3 separate regions of the Mus musculus genome follow, and all the other regions are linked to region 2. The links are chromatin loops, found by intact Hi-C in ENCODE. Cell type or tissue: heart. All regions are shown on one strand. Each heading gives the region's core, and the rest is flanking DNA. Links, peaks and the distances in the headings are about the cores only. Region 1 has its middle 62 kb from the start of Gm30950. Region 2 overlaps 1700024I08Rik (RIKEN cDNA 1700024I08 gene). Region 3 holds the start of Gm30950 (a long non-coding RNA gene).

Region 1 (8,176 bases), core at 1,882-4,381, 290 kb before region 2:
CATTCAGGGAGAAAGCTGACAAGCTGGTGGAACATATATAGGCATTCCATGGGTAGCCTCATACCCTCCTAAGTCCCTACAAAGACTGAGGCCATGGACTGTGAGGGAACCATATTGGGGGGGGGGGAGTCAAAGAGAGAGAGACAGAGACAGAGAGAGATACAGAAAGAGATACAGAGAGAGACAGAGACACACAGAGAGACACACAGAGAAATAGATAGAGATACAGAAAGAGAGACATACACACAGAGACACACACAGAGACAGAGATACAGAAAAAGACACACACACACAGAGACACAGAGAAAGACAGAAAGACACACACACACACACACAGAGTTAGACAGACACAGACACAGACACAGACACAGAGTTAGACAGACACAGACACAGACACAGACACACAGAGACTCTCTCTCACTTGGAGGCTACAGATGGGTCATTGATCACAAAGTTTCCATGCCACTGAAGTGAAAGGAGGTATGGGGAGAAAGGTGGCAGTCAGGAGGTTGGGTGGCAGAGGTCTAGCAGCCAAAAGAGAGAATAGGGTTCTGGCTAATTCCCAAATGAAACAGAAATGTACCATATAAAAATAAATAAGTTAGTCCTGGGCCATGAGCCATGTTTGAAGCAAAATAATATAAGCAATCAAATGCTCACTGTCTCTGGTTCTCTCAGGCTTCCAAACATGGAAGTTCTGCTGTGGAGGAGGACAGTGGTTGCACAATGCTGACCACGTGGTTGGAAGGTAGGCTCAGAGCTGGAAAAAAACAGATGATCTGAACTCAATCTGTTCAACCCTGGCATTTCCCCCTCCATTGGCTATGAGGGATGAGGGCTGGAAAAAGCATCCTAATGAGGTCATCTATGAGCCCTTCTATTTGCTCAATATGCCTCCAAAAGATACATCAACTCTAGAGGGGAATGCATATGTAACCATGTAGACAGACACCTGGCCTCAATCTGAGACTGATTCGCTAGGTTTGAGTCAAACCCTAGAGTATCCCTGACGGGTTTCTAGGAGATGTTGATGCTGGTGTGTGGACCACACCTGAGTCGTGTGGTTCTCATGTTTCTACCTGGCATTCCTGTTACATTACTTAATTGGAGTGGCTGGATTCTAGAGTTTCGTATGTGTGTATGTGTGTGTCTGTGTGCACATATAAGGGGAGATGCACGTATATATAGAACGTGTACATGTGGAGACTAGAGATCGATGCTGGTGTTCTCCCTTATTACTCCCTACCTTAGCTTTGGGATCACGGTCTCTCGCTGTTTCAGGTAGGCTGACTGTGGGAATCTGCTTGTCTCCATCTCCCCAGGCACTGGGATTACAGATGCATGCTGCCCCATCAGGTTTGTATGTCAGTGTTGGGGATCTAAACTCGGGTCTTCAAGTTTGTGCTTTAGTTTATCTACTGTCCTAGCCAGGGTTACTACTGCTGTGATAAAATACCATGGGCAAAAGCAACATGGGGAGGAAAGAGTTTGTATGGGCTGGGCCCTCTTCCATGAATCACTAATTAAGAAAATGTCCTGTAGGCTTGCCTATAACCCGATCTTACGGAGATATTTTCTCAACTGAGAATCCCTCCCCTCTGATGTCTCTAGTCTGTGTCAAGTTAATGTTGAACAGGCCAGTACACCTACTTAGCCATTCCCCCTGTTGCTGGAGTAGCTGGATTCTGAGGCCAGGCTCCCACCAAATCACAGTAGTCACGTATCACATCAGCTGAGGTACGACTTGACCTCAGAATCTTTCCTGGCACCGTCCTCTTGGCTAGAGCTGACACACAGTGAACCTTGTCATCTTTGAGTTGGTGGGACCAAAACCCCTAGATTTGACCATAGATGGGCTACTAACTAGGCAGGGACACCTGGCTGTGGATTTTATCCATCTGAGTTTCTGCCCTGTTATGAGAAGGCTAGGTGAGGTCAGTAGTCGTCGGTGGAACAAGCCTTAGAAACGTCATACTAGTCTGCTTGGCTTGCCATAACAAAATGCACGAACACAAAGAATTTAGTTCCCACAGTTCTAGAAAGTGGGAGGTCCAAGGCCAAGGTGCTGGCCAGCGTTCTTCTTGGTGAGAGCCCTCTTCATGGCTTGCAGATGTCTGGCTTCTCACTGTACTAGTCCGGAGACTGGAAGTCCCAGCCCAACCCAACCACAGGTCTAGTCATGTGTCTAGTGCCTTTATATGGAAGGGCACTAATCCCATCATGGAGTCTCCTTCTTGTGACCTACCTCTAAGTATCATTATCACTGCATACTGGGTTAGGGCTCATCACATGTATAGATACCTATTGGCTTTTTTTTTTTTTTTTTTTGCTTTGCTTTGCTTTGCTTTGCTTTGCTTTGTTTTTCAAGACAGGGTTTCTCAGTTTCTCTGTGTAGCCCTGCCTGACCTGGAACTGGCTATGTAGAGAGGGCTAGCCTGAAACTCAGAGATCTGCCTGCCTCTGCCTCCTGAGAACTGAGATTAAAAGAGTATACTGCCACACCTAGCTTATTTGGCTTTTGAAACACAGATGTCTAGGGTCTTCCTTCAGAGACTCTGGTTGGTTCTGCACAGGATCGAGGTGTTCTGTTTCTTGAGTTGTTGGGGGCGAAGATTGATGGCAGGGCTCCTGCTCAGTGAGGGACTGCTTGTGCCTCCAGACTGACGGACCTCTGCCTATCTCTGTGGAACCACTTAGCCTACCTCTCTCTATAACAACTTGTTCTGGACCCAAAGCTCAGGGAGGGGCTTGGGGTTTATTAGCATGTGTGCCCAAACCCAGCATCGAAAGCCAGGCACACAGTAGGCACATCATCAGTGCTTATTGAGGCTCTTACCTTTTAATTTTTCAAAGGTCTTTGAAACATTCAAAATCATCTTTAGGGAGCTTGAGAAGGATCCGTGGGACATGATTGAGGGGAGAGCGGTCCAGCTGATCTGTTTTCACTGTCCAGCAGGCTTCAACAACAGCAGGGACATTTACATTTCCCTCGGCTCTCTGAGCAGCAGAAAGCAAAACAGTTTGCGCTGTGACCAGAAAACGAATATAAACAAGAACAAAGAGCAGAGGCGGCCTTTGAGCACTCCAGCCAGCTGCTTCCTCCATCCTTCCACTGCAGAGCTGGTGAAGGGAGGGGAGACAGAGTTCTTTAGGACTTCACAACCCAGGGGAAGTGGGACACCTTCCTCCCAACCCCGGGGAAGAGTAAGGAAGGCAGGAAAGGGAAGGTGCCGTGGGAGAGTTGGGGCTACACAGAAGGAAGGAAAAAAAAAAGTATTAGGGATGGTGTGGAGCAAATAGGGAAAAATCCCTAGACAAGTCATGAGATGTCGCTACTAACCTGTCAGAGCAGCTGAAACAGAAAGTGGAGACAGACTCAAAACTCTGGCAAGGATGGGAGAAGCCGGATTCTCCTCACAGGTTCCTAGTCCAGGGGGCTCCAGGCTTGCTGACCATTCCGTTTATAATTTTTTTATGTTAGGATTGCACAAGATGGAGCTGTATTCAGTAGAACCATGCCTTGATTTAAAAAAAAAATTAATTCTTAAAAAAAAAAAAAAGGCAAGGGCTTATGTAGCCCAGGCTTAGCTTGAGCTCACCATGCGAGGATAACATTGAACTGCTGATCCTCCCACCTTCACCTCCTGAGTTCTGGACTCAATGTATTCCATTTTATGACGTTCCATGGGTCAAGCACTGAGTTTCTTGCATACTAGGTGGGCACTCTATCAACATGAGCTACACATCCAACCCTGACTTTGTTTATTTAGAGGTAGCATCTCATTTTGTAGCCCTGGCTGGCCTTTAACTCGATATGTAGACCAGGCTGGAGTCCAAGTCACAGAGATACAGACACCTGCCTTTGCCTTCTGAGTGCTGGGATAAAAGGCAAGGGCTATCACACTTGCCCTGACCCTGACTTTTGACTTTTCCATGAGCTAGTACCATGTGAACCAGCGAGCTGGCAAGCTTCCTGTAGTGCACTGTACTTCTGCTGCTCAGTCAGGTGACCTCTGTTGCATTTAGCATTCTGTCTGTCTTGCATGCTGCTTCTGTGTCCTTACCAACACAGTATCTGGGAGGAGACTGTTGGGTTTTTGTTTGTTTGTTTGTTTGTTTGTTTGTTTTTGTTTTTTGTTTTTTTTTTGAGACAGGGTTTCTCTGTATAGCCCCTGCTGTCCTGGAACTCACTTTGTAGACCAGGCTGGCCTCGAACTCAGAAATCCGCCTGCCTCTGCCTCCCGTGTGCTGGGATTAAAGGCGTGTGCCACCATGCCTGGCGAGCCTGGCGTTTCTTTGTCCTTCCCTTTTCTTACTAGCTAACCTAAAGCAGTTTCTCAAGAGTCTTGTGTTTTTGGCGTGCATGTCTGTAATGATTTTGTATTGAAAATGTATTGTATTGTCCTCTCTTGCCTTTGTTAGCCACTTGTGAATATTAAGTTTGAAGGAATGTCTATTCAAACCCTTTGTGTATGAAGTTTCCTCTGAAAGTTAGGCCTAGAATTACCATATGATCCAGAAATGTGGGAAGAACTTAGTTCATTGCCTAGAGCCAATACAAAAGGACAGATAAGGTGGTTTTGAGCTCAGAATCTCAGACCTGAGGAGGCAGAGACTATCAGATCCAGTCCAGGGGAACCTGGGCCGGCCAGCTTAGCCTAAGACCTATGAGAGACCTTTTCTTAAAATAAGTTCCTGAGGAATCACATTCAAGGTTGTCTTCTGGTCTCCATAGTTACATATACATATATGTATCTATATCCCCTCCATATATGCCTGTACACATACACACACACATGAACATATTAATTATTTAATTGGTAGATAGATAAAAATGACTATTGAACAAAGTTTCTGAAAGATGGAGACACTAAATATTCACGTTCCTGAGAGCTTCCCACTCTAAGAGTGGTGCACAGTAGGGTGAAACTGAAGATTCGTGCTTCATGACTTCAGAGATGTTAAGAATGAAAATGTCACCAGTGGGTCATAACCAGGAGTGTTAGTCCTTATGAACTACAGCCTGCATCTTTCATAGCAGCAAAATCACACCCAGGAAGTCAGACATTGATTTAAGAACCTGCAGACTTGGAACTGGGATTAGAACCCAGACCTAAGTTTCTACTTCTTTGTTCTCTTAATACAACTGTGATGGAATGATTTTATTGTAGGACATATTGCACGTAGAAATGATACGTACCAGTTGTATCTTTCCACCTGTGGTCAAAGCACACACATTCATGGTAAATATAACCTCGAACATTCAAATGAGCAGGTCTGAGGATGTAAATATTTTCATGTAGGATGAACAGAGATGTAGATGACTTCGGTATGGAATAAACAGAGACCACCCAAGGAGAGCAAGCAAAGGCTATTTATTCTAAGTTTGCTACAGGGAGGGAGTAGGCCACCAGGGCTTGCATTTGGCAGCTACTCAAAGGCCAGCAGAGAAGTGGAGAAAGTTTACAGTGGAAATGGGGGAGGTTCCAGGTGCTCAGGAGTATAGGCTGCTGGTGATGGGTTGGGAGCCCGCCTGGCTTTCTCTAACTACTCCAAAGCTGGAAGTGAGGGCAAAGTGAGGAAACTTGTCAGTTAGTAACTCAAATCCAGCTGATTTGGGACCGATTGTTACAGAGGTTGTTACTGGAGACAGGGTCTGACTTCCTACAAGTCTGGCTTTCTGGGATGGCTTCTGTAGGCTGTGGACTGGCATCCTGGGCCAGTTACTGCAGACCAGATCCAGCCTCTGTGCTTATTCCTAAGAAAAATGTGCCTACATGTCTCTTTCACTTGCTCTCTACACGTCCCAAGGCCCAGACAGAAAGGAAGTCTGTGCCTGGGTTCCTATCTTCTGTGACATATTCCCTGCCATGCATGGGAAGTATCTCCACAGCCTTCCTTAAGCTCCCACGCCCCCATTCTCTCAATGTTCTGTTTTAAGAGTCAGTTCGGGAAAGGCCTTTCTAGTGTCTTCCTCAATCTCTCAAACCTAGTGTTTGTGGAGGTCTTTTGTTCTCTTGATTGGGTTTATTCCCAGGTGTTTGATTTTATTTATTTTTGTGGCTATTGTGAATGACATTTCCACACCCCTCTCCCGTATTTCTTTTTCATTGTGTTTGAAAAGAGTGTATAAAAAGGCTACTGACATGAGTGTTAATTTCCTTCCACTTTGTTGAAAGTGTTTATCAGCGCTAAAAGTTTGCTGATGGAGTCACTAGGGTCTTATGACAGACTCCTGTCATCTGCAGATGAGAACATTTGGCTTCTTTCCTGCTTGTATCAGTTTTGGAACAGTTTTTAACTGTTCCAGTTAAGACTTCAGACACTACATTGAATACGAGTGGAGCCAGTATTCACTCTTGTCCTGTTCCTGACCTTAAGGGGAAAGCTTTGAGTTTTTCTCTGTCTAGCATGATGTTGGCTGTAGGTTTCTTGTATATAGCCTTTATTATATTGAATGTGCTCCTCTGTCCCTTGTCTCTATGACTTTTATAATGGAGAGGTGTGCCGGTTTGGCCCTCTCAGCTGTCATTCAGCTCCTATTGAACCATGCCTGCCATACCCAGGCTGGCACCCTCACTGTCCTGAGTCCCCTGTTGTTCCCAGGGTGCCCCCATCTTATTCTTTAGATCCCTCTCAGCTACATGTTTCAGCACAGAGCCTGTTTCACCAAGGAGTCTTTTCCTCACAGCTACACATGTGAGGCCAGAGGCCAAAGTTGGGTATCTTCCTCAATTCGTCACCTTAATTTTTGAACCCGGAGCTTGCCAGTTTGGCTAAGATATCTAGGCTGTCTCCAATGAGAAAAGGAGATAGAAACGTGTCAGGGAGTTTTAGGATAAAGGACCCTGGACATGAACATGTTTGATTTTTGTTGTTTTTTTTGTTTGTGTTTGGCTGAAAGTCAGAAATGTTCTGGCCCGGTCAGCAGTTGTGTTCTCACTGAAGGCCAGAGATGCCAGAAGTGTTTAAGCGAAATACCTTTGGTTCCGCTCTGGCCAGAGGCCAGGGATGCCGGAAGGAATCTTGATTTCCTGTTATGGATCTTCTAAATGAACACCTTTGCTTTGAATACACAAGGACAGGATTGGAACTGAGTGGGGACACCTGGACAGTGGTTGGGCCAAATGGACTGATCAGCTGACTGCCTTCCCTAGCCTTACCCCAGGTTTTGCTATCAGTCTTTTAAAGGCCTGCAGGCTGGCAGCTGGATGCCCCATCGATAGGCACTCTGCCTTTTTCCTCCACACTCTCATCGGTCTTTGTTCATAAATTTCATTCATTGAATTCAAGGGACAAAAACCTGGAGGTCACCAGTTCAAGTGAAGTTTTGCATGACGGCGAGGGTCTAGCACCCAAGTGTATGTGTGTGAGTGTGTGTGTGTGCATATAGGGACTAGGGGTCGACCTTAGGCACAGTCCATGTTGATTTTTGAGACAGTCTCTTCCTTGCCAGGGAGACCTAGAGATAGATGCTCTGGCCTTTACATCCTCCATGCTGGGACGCAGGTGCATGTTAACATATGGAGTTTTTTGGTTTTTTCCTACAGGGCTCTGGGATCAAACTTGATAGCATGACAAGCACTTATGAAATAAACCATCTTCCCAGACCTGACACACCCAATACTTCAGGAGGAAAGAACTCTTCAAACTTGGGCTTATTTTCCCAAGTTCGCTTGACCTCTTACCCAATGTACCACGGCAAAGGGGGATGGGAAATGGTCTCATGGGCTAAAACAACAAGCCCCTTTCCTACAGGGCAAAAAATGATTTCCTATGTTTAGAAGAGATTATAACCATGCTGTTTTCCTTTCCTTTCCTCTCCTCTTCTTTTTTTTTTTTTTTTCCAGCTTCCTCCTTATGCAATAAAGGAGACTGGCTCAATTGCAAGTTTCTCTTTCCACTGGGTGGAAGTCCATCTCTTGGAAAGGGACCCTGCTTCGAGGAACACATAAAACTAAGCAGTAAAAGGCAGAACAGCATACAACGCATGCATGCCACCCACAGGCACCTCTGGCTGGCAGGACTCTTTTCAGTCTGGGTCCATCTGCACTGTGATAAGAGCAAAGTGATGTCAGCCTAATTAGCCAGGCTAATGTCTGGCTTCCTGGAGAGAGCTTTTGTGAAATAATTGGCTGCCTTGGGGTTAAAATGCAGTAATTACAGGTTATTTTTT
Region 2 (8,176 bases), core at 2,926-5,425:
CTGCCACTGTGATATTTCAACAGCAAAGGAATGTGGTGTTTGGATCCATCTGTTGCACACAGGCTCGGCAGTGACAGGGACATGAGTAACAGCCCTGGGTTTTCAGATGCCCCTTGACATGTAAGGGCCTTTCAGTGCTGAGTAGCTCTTCTTCCTCCCCTAACTGTAATTTCTGGCAAGTTTTGCAATAAGACGAAAATCCCTGCTCATTGCATCCCTCTAGAATATTCTAAACACAACTCTTAACCACAATGTGTTTGTTATCCATCTCCAGTTACATTTGCATAATTAAAATAGATAGCAGAGAAAACATCTCTGTAACATCAGTGGTATCCTTTGAACTTGTGCTCTGCCCCATCTGCGTTGTTTGATTTGCAAGGAAGTGACAGTTTGTTTCTATCCCAAGCCTGTAGTTTTCACCCAGATCCATCAGTGACCTTAAAGGCACAGACGGGCCAAGTTCTAAGGATGAGGACTGGATAGCAGGTCAGAGAATCGGGCACTTCGTCCAAGGGAAAACCCAAGAAGCTTCCATGAGTCCAATTTTCTTCTTTTTAAAAAAAGACTTATTTGGAGGCCTGGAGAGATGACTCAGTGGTTGGTTCAGAGCACTGTCTGCTGCTTTCAGAGGTCCTGAGTTCAATTCCCAGCAACCACACAGTGGTTGACAACCATCTGTAAAAGGATCTGATGCCCTCTTCTGGCATGTAGGTACATATGCAGATAGAACATGCATGTTCAATAAATAAACAAATAAATAAATAAATAAATAAATAAGAAAAATGTTTAGTAAAAATAAGACTTGTTTTAACATTTGTGTGTGTGCGTGTGCATGTGTCCACTGATACATATGAGTACAGGTGCCTGCAGAGGCCAGAAGAGGGAATCAAATGCCCTGGAGTTGGACTTACAGGGGTTGTGAGCCACCTGAACTGGATGCTTGAGAACTGAACTCTGGTAGTCTGGAAAAGCAGCACTTGCTCTAACCCCTGAGCCATCTCTCCAGCCCCATTTTAAACTTCTTTCTGAAAAATTTCGAGGGTCCAAGCTGAGCTATGGCCCTTTTTGTACTCTGGAACTTTGAAGTTTGACCCATGTGGGCTCTGCTGTCCTTGGCTTCCTGCCCTCCTGCCTGGTATGCCACTACTGGCCTCCATAAGAGGTGCTGCTGCAGCCCAGCAGGCAGGAATGTTCTCTACCCACCTGTCCCCAGGCCAGCCTCACCCCTTCCCTGGAATCAGTCCATGTTGGTGCCAGTGTGGAAACAGATGGAAAGGCAAATGATGGGACAACGTCTCTGGCCTCTTAGCCTGGTCACACAGTGCTGAGGATCCAGTGCAGTACTGACCCTGGAGACACACTCTCTCTCTTTCTTGTTCTTACTTCTTTCCTGTGCTAGGATGTGCTTCGTGAGAACCTCGATGCTCCCAAGAGCATACTATTTGTCCCATGTGTTCTGAGAAGTTGCCACTAGGTCTGAGAGAAGGGCACTTAAGCAGTGCCTACGGCTGGGCAGAGGCAGGAAGAGTACCCTCCCAGCCTGCCTCTCCTCCTAACTCCACTCCTTGGGCCTCATCACTATTAGATCTATTTTCCTCCCAAACACATTGTGATGGCTATTCTTGGTTGTCAACTTGACTGCATCTGGAATTAACTAAAACCCCCAAAAATGGGGCACAGAGTGAGGGAATTTTGCTTAATATAAAATGGAAAGATCCACTTCTAATTTGGACCTTTGAGGTGGGAGGACTTAGCTCTAATCTGGGACACATCTTCTGCTGGAAGCATGTATAAGGACATGGGAGAGGAAAGCTTTTGTTCTTTGCTTGCTTGCTCTTGCCTTGCTAGACAGTCCATTTCTTCACTGGCATTAGAGCCTGCTTTTTCAGGATCACAGCACATACTGAAGACCAGTGGAGACAGCCAGCCTCGTGGACTGAGTAATTATTGCATCCTTGGACCTTCTATTCATAGGCAGCCATTGTTGGATTATTTCCTATCTCTCTAAGAGAGAGAGAGAGAGAGAGAGAGAGAGAGAGAGAGAGAGAGAGAGAGAGAGAGAGAGAGAGAAAGTACAAGTTCTGTTACTCTAGAGAACTCTGACTAATAAATAAACAGGTCCATCCACCATTCACACACAGTCCAAATGAACAAGGAAGTGGAGTTTTCCTCTCCATTCACACCTGGATAAGAACCTTATTATCCTGAAAGTGACACCCTGACTTTATCAGGGGCCCTAGGAAAAACACAGATGTCAGGGCTTTGGATCATTGGTATTTAAGGATACTGGGTTTATTACTGAACATATATGATAACAATAATAAAAATGATCACAATATTTATTAAATATTGACCACGTCAAGTTTTCAAGGCATGCTGGCTCTTGTCCAGAAAAATAGCATGGTGTAGGAGACCATACATAATGGGCACAGACATTAAACAGTTTTCCTGGGTCATCCTCTGCCTGACAACCTGTTACCAGAGATGATACTGATGTCCTAGTGGGGCCCACACAGCATTTCCTGTTGGAAAATCCTGATGTAGATTCCCCTCACAATTCTCTATTGGAAGTTTTCAAAATCTTTAACCCAGCAGCTCTCCCCTTTGGAGCTTTCCCAAGCCAAATAGTTGGAAGTGCGGTGAATGGATGCATACACAGTTCTCACACGGCTTGGTTTCTGTGCGGGTTGAAGGCCAAGGACTCAGAATGACCAGAACACCCAACAACAGGGCACTAATCTAGTGTCTGATGTGGACTTGTCTTAGTCAGGGTTACTATTGCTGTGATGGACCACCATGACCAATGAAACGTGGGGGGAAAGGGTTTATTCAGTCTATACTCCTGCATCACTCATCATCATCAAAGGAAGTCAGGACAGGAACTCAAATAGGCCAAGAACCTGGAGGCAGACGCAGACGGAGGTCATGGAGGGGTGCTGCTTACTGGCTTGTTCATAGTAGCTTGCTCAGTCTGCTTTCTTATAGCACCAAAGACACCAACCCAAGGGTGGCCCCACCCACAATGGGCTAGGCTCTCCCCCATTAATCACTAATTAAGAAATGCCCCACAGGCTTGCCTACAGCCTGATCTTATGGAGGCATTTTCTTAATTGATGTTTCTTCCTCTCAGATGACTTTGGCTTGTGTCCAGTTGACCTAAAACTATCTAACACAGGACTATTGCATAGCTATTAACTCCTCTGGTATAGGACATGCTAAGTGAGATAACATTTAGGGTGCGTTGCTAGACCAATGCACCCAATTCTGAAGCAAATTTTCAGAATCTCACAGGGCCCCGCCCATAGATGAGAAGCTGCTAAAGAAAAGTCTTCTCCGGACTGAGCTCCCTGATTGGAGGTCATCCAATCCCAAGGAGTCGGTCCTAAATACAGGTACACATGTGCAACTGTAAAAGGACTCCGCAAGTTATTTACACACTTATTTATTTATACATTTATATATACACAAGGGAGTAATAATAACAGAAAGACGACATCATGAATTTGAGAGGGAATAGGGGGCACAGGAAGAGCCAGAATGCAGAGGAAAGGAAGGGAATGATGTAAATATAGTATTTGTGTAATGAAATTCTTACAATTAAATTTAAGCTTTAAAAAATGTGAGGTCCAACTGATAGGAAAAAAAAGGAGAAATTTGAGAAGAATTGAGCAAAGGGAGCAAAGGAGTAGGGAGAAGAGGGAGGAGGGGGGGAGGAGAAGAGGGAGGAGGGGGGAGGAGGGGGAGGAGAAGAGGGAGGAGGGGGGAGGAGAAGAGGGAGGAGGGAGAGGAGAAGAGGGAGGAGGGGGGAGGAGAAGAGGGAGGGGGGGAGGAGAAAAGGGAGGGGGAAGAAGAAGAGGGAGGGGGGGGAGGAGAAGAGGGAGGGGGGAGATGAGAAGGGAAAATAGAGGAGCCAATCTGGGCTGCTGCAAGAGAGCTGGACTTTGGCAATTCTCTATCTTGAGATCTTAAACTCTTTAAAGAGAGCTGATCCTCTAGCACTTTACCCTCGAATCCCTGACACAACGGTGTTGACAGCACCTGGGAGATGTAGACAGACTCTCAGGCCTATTCCAATCCACTGGGTCATAGTCAGCACAGATACCTCTGACACTCTCTCTCTCTCTCTCTCTCTCTCTTTATCTCTCTCTCTCTCTCTTTATCTCTCTCTCTCTCTTTATCTCTCTCTCTCTCTCTTTATCTCTCTCTCTCTCTTTCTCTCTCTCTCTCTCTCTCTCTCTCTCTCTCTCTCTGTGTGTGTGTGTGTGTGTGTGTGTGTGTGTGTGTGGTGTTTTATAAGCTCTGCCTGGCATGTTGTCCAAAGACGTGGCCAACACTTCTAGGATTATGCAATATATTCTGAACCTGTCTCCTGTCTCTCTCTAGTGACCCCTAGTGGGAAAGCAAAACAGCACCAAACTCCATAGAGGGACAACAAAGTCTGATCCCCACACTAAACCAACCAACAACTCCCCATCCTTTGGTCAGTTGAATCCATACAGGTCCCAAGTGCTTGGGAGATTAGACTCGTAGTACTCATCTTTCTCTGGAGATGCTGTTAGGATTCAAAGACAACATTCCCGAATGGAGCTATTCCACACACAGCTTACTTGGCATCTCTCAGAGACACATCCAAGATGACCTATTAGTCATACTGTCAAGTTGCCCTTCATAGTCCACCTCTTGGATGATCCCTTGGTATGAAGACTGTTGTTTTAAGTTGTTTCTTTAGAGGAAAATCAGTGTTCCAATTTATACTGTGGTTTGAGTTTTGTGAGGAAATAGAAAAGCTCAGATGGTACTCTACAAGGGAAAGAATTCTATAAGCATTGCCCTTGTTGTAGGACTTCTTGGAGTTTGTGAAATTAAGGTGCTTTGTGGATCTCTCAAGTTGGTCTCATGGTGCATCTGCACACACACTTACACAGAGGCACACACCCTCACACACACATGTAGATCCTCAGCTCTGGGAAGCATTTCACTTCAGCCATTGTCCTCAGAGAAGTGTCCACATCCTCTGGTTCTTCGTTCTCAGGCTGTTGCTTTAGAGATGCGATAGTGTTTTGGTTTTGGTTTTCTGTTGTTTGCTTGGTTGGTTGGGTTTTGTTCTTCTTGTTGTTGTTGCTGCTGAGGTGGTAGTGATAATGGTGAGATAAGATGTTGCTATATAGCCCAGTTAGCCTCATACTCTTCATCCTCCTGTCTCAACCTCCAAATGTCGTTTCTTGGCACTCTGTTGCTCTTTGAAAGTATCTGCTGAAGCTGGAGTTGCCTCTCACTCTTACCAACCTTGATCATAGCCAGTGATTCAGCTGCCATTCTGTACTCTATAAATTAATGCAAAAGAGTAATACAAAATCTAATAAAAACTAATAAAAATTAATAAAGTATAATAAAAATTAATACAAAATCAATTAATATAATAATTAAGTGTTATGGATTAATACAATAAGGGGTGGAGATAAGGAATAAAAGAAGAGGAAAATTAAGAGAAAAGAGAGAGAATGAGATGAGAATTTTGCATGGTTTGGAAGCTGGGGCTTGAAAATAGAGAGCCAAACAGAGGGCTGGAAATCTAACTCCCTTGGAAAGGTGCTTGTCTAGCATGCATAAGGTCCTAAATTCAATTCCCAGTGCTACACAAACTGGGCATGGTGGCGCATATCTAGGATCCCAGCACCTAAGAGGTAGAGACAGAATGATTGGAAGTTTAGGGTACCCTTAGCTACTGAGTAGAGACCCCCATCTTCCCTGACACTCCATCTCAAATGTGAGCTTATGTGAACTGGACAGAACACAGCAGTCCTCTCACAGAAACAGACAAACAAAACAAACGCCCCTACCCCACCCCAACCCCACCCCCACCCCCAGGCACAAAGCACCTGCCTTTCAGATCATGGAAGGCTACAGTCATGCCAATACCCAGCTCTTACAGCTAATTCTAACATGGACACACTTAGGAGAGTAGGGCAAATGTCATTGATAGTAGACTACTCCACCCCTATACCAGGGCACTGTGAACTCGCAAAGGTGGTAGTTTCAGAGAGCCAAGAACCCACAAACTAATACCAACTTTTCTACCTTCCCAAGGCAAGAGCACCAGGGTACCCAGGCAACATTCCCTGCAAACTCTGCCTCACTCAACTGCACCAGGAATGCCGGTGACTTATCTACATGTTCCATTTTCATTTTTAGGCTCTTGCTTCTCTGGCACCACTCACAACCATGTATCAGAGTCTGGTAATATTTCAAATCCACTGAGTCTGCCGCTTGGCCTATGGTGGCACAGTTCATCGTGCAGTAGAAGGTTCTCTCACTTCTTGTTGGCCAGGAAGTAAAGGAGAGAGAAAAAAGGGCTAGGGTCCCTACATCTCCTTCAGGGGCACATCCCCAGGGAGTTGATTTCCTCCCACTAGGCTCTGCCTTCTGAATGTTGTGCTGCCTCCAAACAGTGCTCCAGAGTTGTGACCAAACACTTAACATGTGATCCAAACACACCAGGGACCACCTGGCTTTCTTCCCATCTTTCCCTTTGGCTTTGAACCTCTTGCAGATATTGTCATTAGATTCTGCTTTCTTCCATAGTTCCAGATTTACTTCATTTTATACCCTTACTTTTACATTTGTGTGTGTGTGTGTGTGTGTGTGTGTGTGTGTGTGTGTGTGTGTGTGCAAGTACCTGCAAAGGCCAGAAAAAAATCCCCTGGAGCTAAAGTTGCAGGCAGTTGAGAACCTACCAGTGTGTGTGTGTGTGTGTGTGTGTTGGGGGGGTGAGGCTGAGACTGGAAAGCCAGCCCTATGAAAGGGCAGCAAGCACTTTTAACAGCAGAGCCACCTCTCTAGCCCTTGGTCTTGTAAGAAAGTCACTAGCAAGAAAGCAAGCCAGTAGCTGACAGTACACTCATGCTATTCTATTCTAGAACTTACAGGCCATGTGAGGAAGGCTTTACTTTCTGTGACTGGAACTTACAGTCAGAGGGCTTGTGGTGGAAATAAAGATAATAAAAGGTGGTTCAAAGAGTAGTGATGTCTCTAATTGGGGCTGTGGGAATGCCTAATTACAGGCTGCAGTTTGCCTTGTTCCGGGTTCCGCCCTCCAGCTCTGAGCAGGGCTCTTCAGTCCTGATAGAATGCTGGGCCCTAAACATCATTCTGGGATGATCACATGGTGGCAGAGTTCTGAAGTTCTCTAGAAAGAATGCAGGGTGCATACTATTTATAAAGTGGCGTTAGGCTGGCGAGGTGGCTTAGTGGGTGAAGTATTCACAGCCAGGCCTGATGATCTGTGTGATGGAAAGAAAGGACTCCTGTAAGCTAATTTCTGACCTCATCATGTGAACAGGGGCACCGCAGGAGGAGCACATGTACACTCATGCTGCCGCCTCCACACACACACAAGGGAAGGAGGAATGATGGGAGCTTTTATCTAGGCAGTGCTGTGGAATGGGCAAAACCCAATAGCAAGGTAAATTCTTGTTTGAGAAATATTGATTTCACACACACACACACACACACACACACACACACACACACACTGTTTGCCTTTCTTTAAATGACTACAAGTTGTCTCAAAGACCACAGTGTACTGGGGAAAATGGGATGTACTTGCATCTCATAATAAGTTAACACCAATATTCCTTTGTTTGGGTGACTAAATGGCTTCTGCTCTACAATTCCTCTTTTGAGTGAGTCCTAACCTCTTCCTCTCTCATCCATTAACAAATTATGTATAGCTTTGGCAGGAGCATAATCATGTGTTTGTGTGGAAGTCATTAATAACTTGTTTTGACAGGGGCTCATTATGTAGCCCTGGTACATGGTAGAACTTGCTACATAGGACAGGCTGGCCCATTTCACAGAGATCTGCCTGCCTCTGCCTCACAAGTGCTGGTATTAAAGATGTATGCCACTTTATAAGTTTGAAAGTGTGTTATATTCACGGTCAAAGTGAGCATCATCCCACCGCTGCTCTGTAATAATGTCTAAGGCTAGCTTCCTGACTTCTCATTCTACACACACTAAGCATGGTCTCTCAGCAACTATCCTGAAGTGACACACAGCTGGACAGGCTGATGACCTGTCTGTCTTGCCCTGTACTCCTTACACAAATGAAAAAATAGAGAGAGACCTGGGGCTGGAACCCCTGAGCAGAGCTCTGGTCTTCCCTTCAGAAGGAATG
Region 3 (8,176 bases), core at 3,768-6,267, 230 kb before region 2:
GAATGCAGATCTAAATCTATGGCATTAGGCTGTGTCTTAGTTAGGGTTTTACTGCTGTGAACAGACACCATGACCGAGGCAACTCTTATAAGGACAACATTTAATTGGGTCTGGTTTACAGGTTCAGAGGTTTCATTCCATTATCATCATCAAGGCGGGAGCATGGCAGCTTCCAGGCAGGCATGGTGCAGGCAGAGCTGAGAGTTTTATATCTTCATCTGAAGGCTGCCTGTAGAATACTGGCTTCCAGGCAGCTAGGATGAGGTTCTTAAAGCCCATGCCCACAGTGACACACCCACTTCTACTAAGTCACACCTACTCCAACAAGGCCACACTTTCTAATAGTGCCACTCCCTAGGCCAAGCATATACAAACCATCACAGGCTGAGGGCATAGCTCAGGAGTAGAGCATCTGTTTAGCAAGCCCAAGGCATTGCTTGGGTTTGAGCCCTAGCACTGTGCCCATGTGCAAACACATGGCACATCCATAAATCTAGGGCCCTTGACTCAGGGGTCTCATAGGAGACATTTTCCTCCCCCTCTTTGGCCCACAGTATAATAAAATGGATGAGTCCGGAGTGTTTGGGGAGATGTTTATTGAGGAAGTAGAAGGGTTTAGAAGTTGAAAGAAGGGAAGGATGGGTGGATGTGATGCAAACACATTGTATTCATGAATGAAATGACCAAAGAATAGATAGGAAGTCAGATAGAAATTCATTTTTCACATTTCTAAAGACTGGAGGAGCCAGGGAGATGGCTCAGCAGATAAAAGCACTTTCCTCTCAAGTCTGATGATAAGAGTTCAATCCTCAGAACCCAGGGAGTCTGTAATCCCAGTGCTCCTGAAGAGGTGGAGGCAAGAGAATCAGCTGGGAACTCAACCATGCAGCCGTAGGAACAAGCGACAGCCTGCCTCAAAACAAGGAAGGACCAGGGAATCAACTTCTGCAAAGTTGCCCTCTAACAAGGGGCATGTGTGCCCCGCCCCCACAATAAGTCAATTAAATGAATGAATAAACAAATTGGTAGATTTTAAAGGGTAGGCCTAGGTCAAGACAGAAGAGGGGTTGGAGCTACACCCTTCCCAGAAGATGAACATCATGGCATCCAATGGCAGAAGAAGATACGTCCCCCAAAGCCGTTTTGTAGCAGCATTAATCTATGCATGAAGGCAGAGCCCTGGGACCTCAACATCACCTCCCTGCCCCATGCAAGGGGTTATTTCTGCCTTGGTATCCCCTCAAATTTGTGTCTATTTAGCATGTAAAAAGCACGGATTCCCTTCCCTGACAGTCCCCAGCAGTCTTAGGTTGTTCCAACATCAATTCAAGAGTCTCAAACCCAGAGTCTCATTTGAATCAGATATTCAAGGTACAACTGCAACCTGGGCAGATTCCCTTCCTACAGCGAGCACAGGATACAGAGCACTTTCCAAAGGGAAGAAACAGGAAAGAGGAGGAATAGATCTCAGGAGGGGAAGCTGGGGGCCCTGAGAGTGACAGAGAGCCTCAGGTGGGCAATAGCTTTAGTAGGTGGGGAGTCCCGAAAAGCCAGGGACCACTCACTCCTCAGGTCAGTGGCTTCTGGATCTTATGTCTCATAACTCAAAGAAAAACTGAATTTCACAGACAACAGAGAGAATGAATCTGAGAGAGTAATTTTTAAAAGATTCACAGGTGAGAGTTTAAGACACAGCAAGTGGCCATGCTTTGCCCTCTGCCTTCTCTGGGAGGTGACCACGGCCATAAACCTCAGGACAATAAAGTTGGAGGGCACTGCCTTTTTTTCCCCTTCAAATGTCTTTCTCTTTATGCGCACCCTGGATTCTTTTCTCATTTAAACATTTGTCTTTGTGCCAAGGCTACACTGTTGATTGCTGCTGCTCTGACCTCTATCATCTACTTTTAGAGAGGAGGGAATTTTGGAAGGACAATGTAAAAGCTCCGTTATAATATGCCACCCAAGGGCTCGCTGTAAGCCCCTACACTTCTCTGCTGGAACAAAGCCAATCTAATTTATCTTGCTTTTTTTTTTTTTTTTTTTTTTTTGGTGGTGATGGTGGTGGTAGTTGCTCTTGTGATGGGGTCTCATGTAGCTTAGACTGACCTCAAACTCTCTAAGTACCTGAAGGTGACTTTGAAATTCTGATCCTCTTGTCTCCATCTTCCAGGTGCTGGGGTTACAAGTCTATGCTACCTCACCCAGTTGATGCAATGCTGGGATCAAACCCAGAGCTTTGTGCATTTTAGGTAAGCACACTACCAGTTGAGTCATACATCCCCATCCATCTTTGTTGTTAATAGTATGTATTTTCGATAAGCACCTGCGGGGTCAAGGGGCAGACTCTGGAATTCATGAATGCACTTGCAGGGTCAGAGAACACAGTATGGCTGGAGCCCCTTCAGCTGTGCCCCACTGGGGGTCTTGTGTGTGTCCAGTACATCCCGAGAAGGGGTTTTCGTTTGCATTTTCAGTCTTTCGTCTTTACAGTAAGTGCATGTGGGTTTTAAAGTGATAATCACACAAGGGTTCCACATAGATATATGTTCCATATAAGATGACCATCTATCCAGGTTAACTGAGTCCTACATGAATTTAATTTAATAATTAATTTAGTGACTGTTTGGCAGGGTAGCCCAGGACAGTTGTACTAACTACTTCTCTCTTATCTGTGGTGGCTTACAGTTAATATGGCAGGGAAGGCGCGCCTGAAGGAGCATGAGGCGACTGGTCGCACTGTGCCAGCAGTCAGGAAAGCGGACAGAAGACAGACAGAAGGACCCGGTTATAAAACCATACCACTTCAGCCCCACTGACCCACTGTCTCAGTGAGACTCCACCTCCTGAAGGTTCCACAGCTTTCCAGAGCAGTACCATGAGCTGGTGGGCACTCCATACTTAAACCACAACCATGCAACATCCCTCACTTCCGAATGCCATGTTATATTATTATGCTAACCAGCATACGCTGTGTAGTATGTTTCTGCCTCTCCTTAAGCACAGGAGGTAGAGTCCAGTGGAAGAGAGTTAGTCACTGGAGGTCCTTTGAAGGGGGTGTCGGGGCCCTTTTGTTTCCTGGACACCACGATATGAGCGGTTTTCTCTATCCCATGCTCCCCAGAAAATGAACTCCCTCTTCACCGCTGCAAAACAATGACAGTCAAGTCGCCGTGGACTGAAACCTCTGAAACTGGAACAAACCCTTCCCTCCATGAATCCTTTGCCTTGGCTAATTTCTCACAGCAATGGAACACTAGAGCTACCGGGGAGCACAATGGTTAGCTCCGGAGGCTGTGCTGGTTTATATTGATTGCCAGCTTGACAGGCTCTAGAATCACCATGGGAACAAATGAACGGCATGCTTGTGAGGTAGATTGTAAGCTGGAATAATTGAAGCAAGAAACTCACTCTAAGGTAGGCAGTATTGTCCCATAGGCTTGGTTCCTGGACTATGCAAAGAGGAGAAGGCAGCCTGGCCCCTGTATTCATCTTTTTTCATTCTAGTCTCTGGGGACAAAACGTGAGCAGCTGCATCGAGCTCCTGTCACCACACCTACTGCACTACTACGGACTGAAGGCGAAAGCCGCTCCACATAACAGACCAGAACAAACCTGTTCTCCCGTAAGGCACCATTATCGGGTGTTTGCCAAGGCTAAAGCAAACTTAGTGATGCAGGGCTTTGAAGCCAAGCTGTCTGGGTTCGGATACAGGCCATTATCTGGCAGATTCAGAGGAGCCTTTACAGAGACCGTGGCTCCCCAGTACTGTCTGTTCCCGAGCATGCACGGGGCTTTGTTGCTTCTTATAAATCAACACAGCAACTATGATGAGCTGCCATGTGCACAATGGCGGTGCGCAAGACTGGCTTTCCTTAGAGCAGGTGCCCTCTTTAACTGGCTCTGAGGACACAGGTGGTATTTGTAAGTGATCACATAGAGACCCAAAAGCAAGAGGCCAAGGAGGCCTCTGGCCAACAGTCACTGGGTCCTGAGGCTGTCACTCTAACACGACTGCAGGAATAGCCATCTGCCGACAGCCACAGATCCTTTCCTGCTGGTGTCCCAGATGAAACTTCAGTGCTGCCTGACCACTGGACTGCAGCTCCTGAGAGGCCCTAAGCTAGATTCTTTAGATTCTGATTCTCAGACCCTGGGAGATAAGGGCAGAGGGTTGGTTAAGCTGCTAACTGTGTAGCAATCGTGTTGGCAATAACAGATAACTAAGTATCTACTCTCAGTATGACCTTGAGGAAGTCATTAAATCAATTTATGCCCTAGTTTCCTCATTTGGAACATGGAAAAAAAAGCTAACTTTGGAGGTCTGGGTGAGCATGAAGCAAGTTAACTGGAATATGCTTAAAGCTACCCCAGCTAGAGGTAACTTGTCACACATAAATGTTGGCTAATGTTTTTAGAGCAACAGCAGATTCTGTGCCCCTTAAGGAACAGCCTTCTCAGATGAGCAGTTATAATTGCTCCTGTCCTCTCTGCTGGCTCTCTCTCTCTCTCTCTCTCTCTCTCTCTCTCTCTCTCTCTCTCTCTCACTTGAACGTTTGGTGAACCTTACTTGCAGTTAGAGATTTTTTCAAAGCACAAAGCACTTTGCCTGGGAGCATGGCCCAGAACAGTTGGCTACCATCTGTCACACTCTGTGGCTCTCCCACATGGGGATCTTTCAGCACCATAGAAGGGGCAGGTAGCAGTTTAGCTTGGCCGGTATGTGGGAACTCAGAAGCACAGTATGGCTGTGGATATCTGCTACACTCATATTTCTTATAATGCATTCCTGTAGGGGCCAGCAGAGCATCAGAGAACTGTACCATGAAGCAGCTGAGAGAATTCTTTCCAGCTCTGAAGAGAGAGGCTTCCTGCCTCTCAAGGGTCCTTTTGCTGTTCTGCAACAAGCTTCCAACCTCTCCCCCTTGCATCTGATCAATGTCCACACTTCCTGTCAGTCTCCTTCACACATCCCTTCTGCATAAGCACCTCGCCTTCAGGTCCACCTTCTGCCAGGATCCAGCAGGGCACTCTATGCTGGTTCGCTTTTCTTCACAGTACCTAATGTGTGTGACCCTTTTACTTTCCCATCCAACAAGCCCTTCTGGTTTGGTGGCAGGAGAATAAGGCAGGAAGAGGAAGGTATGAAGATTAGCATGTGGGAGAAAGCGGCGGTAGATAGATAAAGGACAGACAACAGCCATGCATAAGGAGAGAGCAGGAGAAAAGCCTGAGACCTGTGAGTGAGCAAGAATGACCCATAAAGGGTTGAGCCTCTAGTGAACCCGAGCTTCTAAACCTCTGGGCTCTGGCCTACATTCCAGAGAGTACCTTCCCCTTTCTTAATAACTAAGCTGTCTATTTCAGCCACTATCCATGCATGTCCTTCATCTAGTAAGAACCTGGGAGTTTCAGCATGTGCCTTCTAGGCGCTGATCCGTGCTTCTGACATTTTCACACTCACCTTTGTCTCCTCTTCCCACCTCCCTTTGATCTGGTGGATGCTTCCCGTTGTCCCCCAAAGTCAACTGCCTAATGAACACACATGGCCTCCCTTCGCAAAGATACCAAGCAAAAGCTTTGCTGGCTAGCTGGTTTACATTCTGCTAGGGATGGGTGACACTCCAGCTGAGCAACTAGTTTAGTGAGACAGTACTTACCTACCAAATGGGCTGTGGGGTTCACACCCAACACACACACACACACACACACACACACACACACACACACACACACACAAGTATGAAGTGACCCTCATCAATCCTGAGACCAAGTTCTGACCCCAGGGATACAATCACACTTTCAGGATTCCAAATAGACACAGCAGACTACAGAACCATCTTGTTGGTGGTGTCCAATCAGCCATGCGAGAGTGTGTTCCTTCTTCAAGGACTGACCCCTCCAAGAAGTAGGTAAGCTCTCACTCTCAAGATAGCTTTGGATACAGTAGGAGACTGATTCTAACTTTAGCTTCTTTCAAAGCTCAGGGGTTGAGGATGGAGGAGTTTGGGAGGTAGAACACCACACTTCTGCCTGTGGTTGTGCAGCCTTTGTGAGAGGTGCTTCTGTCAGGGTGTCCTACCTGCTTACCGCTGCCACTCTGGAGAAGGCTTCACGGTGTGCAAGTTCCATTTCAGCACAGGAAAGAGAATTCTTATCACTGCTGACTTTGTAACTGGCTTTGTAACATGGGTTTGTGACTGTGGGCAAAAGTTTTCATGGATATAAATCACCCTCCAGAGAATGAGACCTACCATGGAAGGAAGGAGAGAGGGAGGGAGGAAGGGAGGGAGGGAAGGGGAGGAAGAGAGAGATGGAGGGAGGGAAGGAGAGGGAAGGAAGGAAGGAGAGGGAAGGAGGGAGGGAAGGAGAGGGAAGGAAGGAAGGAACAAAGGAACAGGAAGGAAGGAAGGAAGGAAGGAAGGAAGGAAGGAAGGAAGGAAGGAAGGAAGGAAGGAAGGAAGAGGTTTGCTTACAGACCCAGTATTGCTAGCACCAGGAGCACTCGAGCTTGCTCTTGGTCACCTTCCTCCCTCTCCCCTCATTTACCACTCCCCTCCATTCTCCCTCTCTCCCCTTTTGCCCTTGAGAGAGAGAGAGAGAGAGAGAGAGAGAGAGAGAGAGAGAGAGAGAGAGAGAGAGAGAGAAGCTGTAGTTGTGTGGGTGGGTGGTCGGACAAGTGGGTGGATAGACAGACGGAAGAGGGAGTTTCCTTCTTGGGATTCTTGTAATTGGTATGTGGTTTACATTCCATTCATCTGGAGGACTGTGATATTAATCGGAAACAGCTTGAGCTCAGCTTGCCTGTAGTGTCCTAAGGATGCTGAACTCAGGCAAAGGTCGCTGTTTCCCTTCCTACAGGTCAACCCCCTCTTCAAGTGTCTGTCAGCTTCAGTAACTGGCATATGTGGCTCACATCTGGTAAAAAAGCACCATTACACAGTTCAAAACAAAAACAAAAGCAAACCCAAGCAGGGCAAAGAAATGTCTAGTGGAACTGGAAAGATGTCTCAGGAGTCTGGGCTGCTGGCTGCTCTTTCAGAGGACCTGGGTTTGATTCACAGCACTTGGGTGGTGGTTCACAGCTGTTAACTCCAGTTTCGAGAGATCCAATGTTCTTTTCTGGCTTCTACTGGCATCAGGCATGTGTGTGGTACACAGACATACGTGCAGACAAAACACTCATACACATACAATTAAATTAAATTTAAAAATATGCAACGAAGCTACTGGTGGTCTTCCCCCAAAGTAACATTAATAGTTGTATACTTGAAAAAGTGTCTACCCCTCAACCAGTAAAGGTTATGTATATTTTGTTTACACAAAACATTTCTCTATACCCGTTGCTTGAGCCCTTCATGATTTTACTTACTACATATTAAAGATCTAGTTCGTTCTACTGCACTACACTGTATGCTGAATTTGCATATACTGCTAGCTGTAGTTCAATCTCTGTAACGAATAGGACAGACTGGGTAGCTTTAAAAACAGCCATGTGGAGCTGGAGAGATGGCCCAGAGGTTAAGAGCACTGACTGCTCTTCCAGAGATCCTGAGTTCAAATCCCAACAACCACATGGTGGCTCACAACCATTTGTAATGGGATCTGATGCCCTCTTCTGGTGTATCTGAAGACAGCTATAGTATACTCATATAAATACAAATAAATCTTTAAAATAATAATAATAAAAAACAGCCATTCAGTTTTCATAGTTCTGTAGGCTGGGGTGTGTAAGACCAAGCTCCTGTCAGACTGAGGGTCTAGCAAGAACCCACTTCTTGGTTCTTCTGTCTTGCTAATCCCTCACATGTCTCTTCCAAAAATGGCTCTAATCCCTTTGTGGCATAATCGCCTTCCCCAGATCTGATCTCCTAAAAACATCACAATGAAGAATAGGAATTGAACATGGATAAGAACCATTAAGCCAATGCTGTAGTGTTTGGGAAAATCGTGGTCTTAACGTGGTGTAACTGCTGCCATCTTGAAGTCAGACTGACCACCCTCATGAGACCCTCACAAGATTCCCCCCTGGAATGTATGGCTGACTCATAGGCTCCCAATGTCCTTCACTTTCCAGGATATTTACGTAGCTAATAATTGTTGAGGAAGGAAGGGAGTCTTCTTTCGTGGTATGGCTGCCTAGCTGCCTGTAATTATTCATAGTCCTGTAGGAAACCCC

Evidence for each region. Peaks named below come from ENCODE experiments on the same cell type or tissue, not always from the same donor. Only the 100,000 strongest peaks of a DNase experiment are listed, where the experiment ranks them.
Region 1: it touches region 2 in a loop (2.8-fold over the local background); 3 of 42 quality-filtered maps call a loop at or near these places.
Region 3: it touches region 2 in a loop (1.8-fold over the local background); 4 of 42 quality-filtered maps call a loop at or near these places.

What each region holds. Positions count from the first base shown.
Region 1 is chr13:63,985,713-63,993,888 of GRCm38, reverse strand. No RefSeq gene overlaps it. Among named protein-coding and RNA genes, the nearest start is that of Gm30950, 62 kb to the right of the region's middle. In heart, for the core only: a CTCF peak has its summit at 3,327; no DNase peak of the experiment used is centred there; H3K27ac peaks cover 597 bases.
Region 2 is chr13:63,692,814-63,700,989 of GRCm38, reverse strand. The region is part of intron 4 of 1700024I08Rik (RIKEN cDNA 1700024I08 gene); the gene reads left to right. Among named protein-coding and RNA genes, the nearest start is that of 1700024I08Rik, 37 kb to the left of the region's middle. In heart, for the core only: a CTCF peak has its summit at 4,399 (motif pointing left); no DNase peak of the experiment used is centred there.
Region 3 is chr13:63,926,135-63,934,310 of GRCm38, reverse strand. It overlaps Gm30950 (a long non-coding RNA gene), which reads right to left and starts at 6,556. Exons shown (of 3, transcript XR_382567.2): 1 at 6,474-6,556; 2 at 6,080-6,197. In heart, for the core only: a CTCF peak has its summit at 4,795; no DNase peak of the experiment used is centred there; H3K27ac peaks cover 1,352 bases.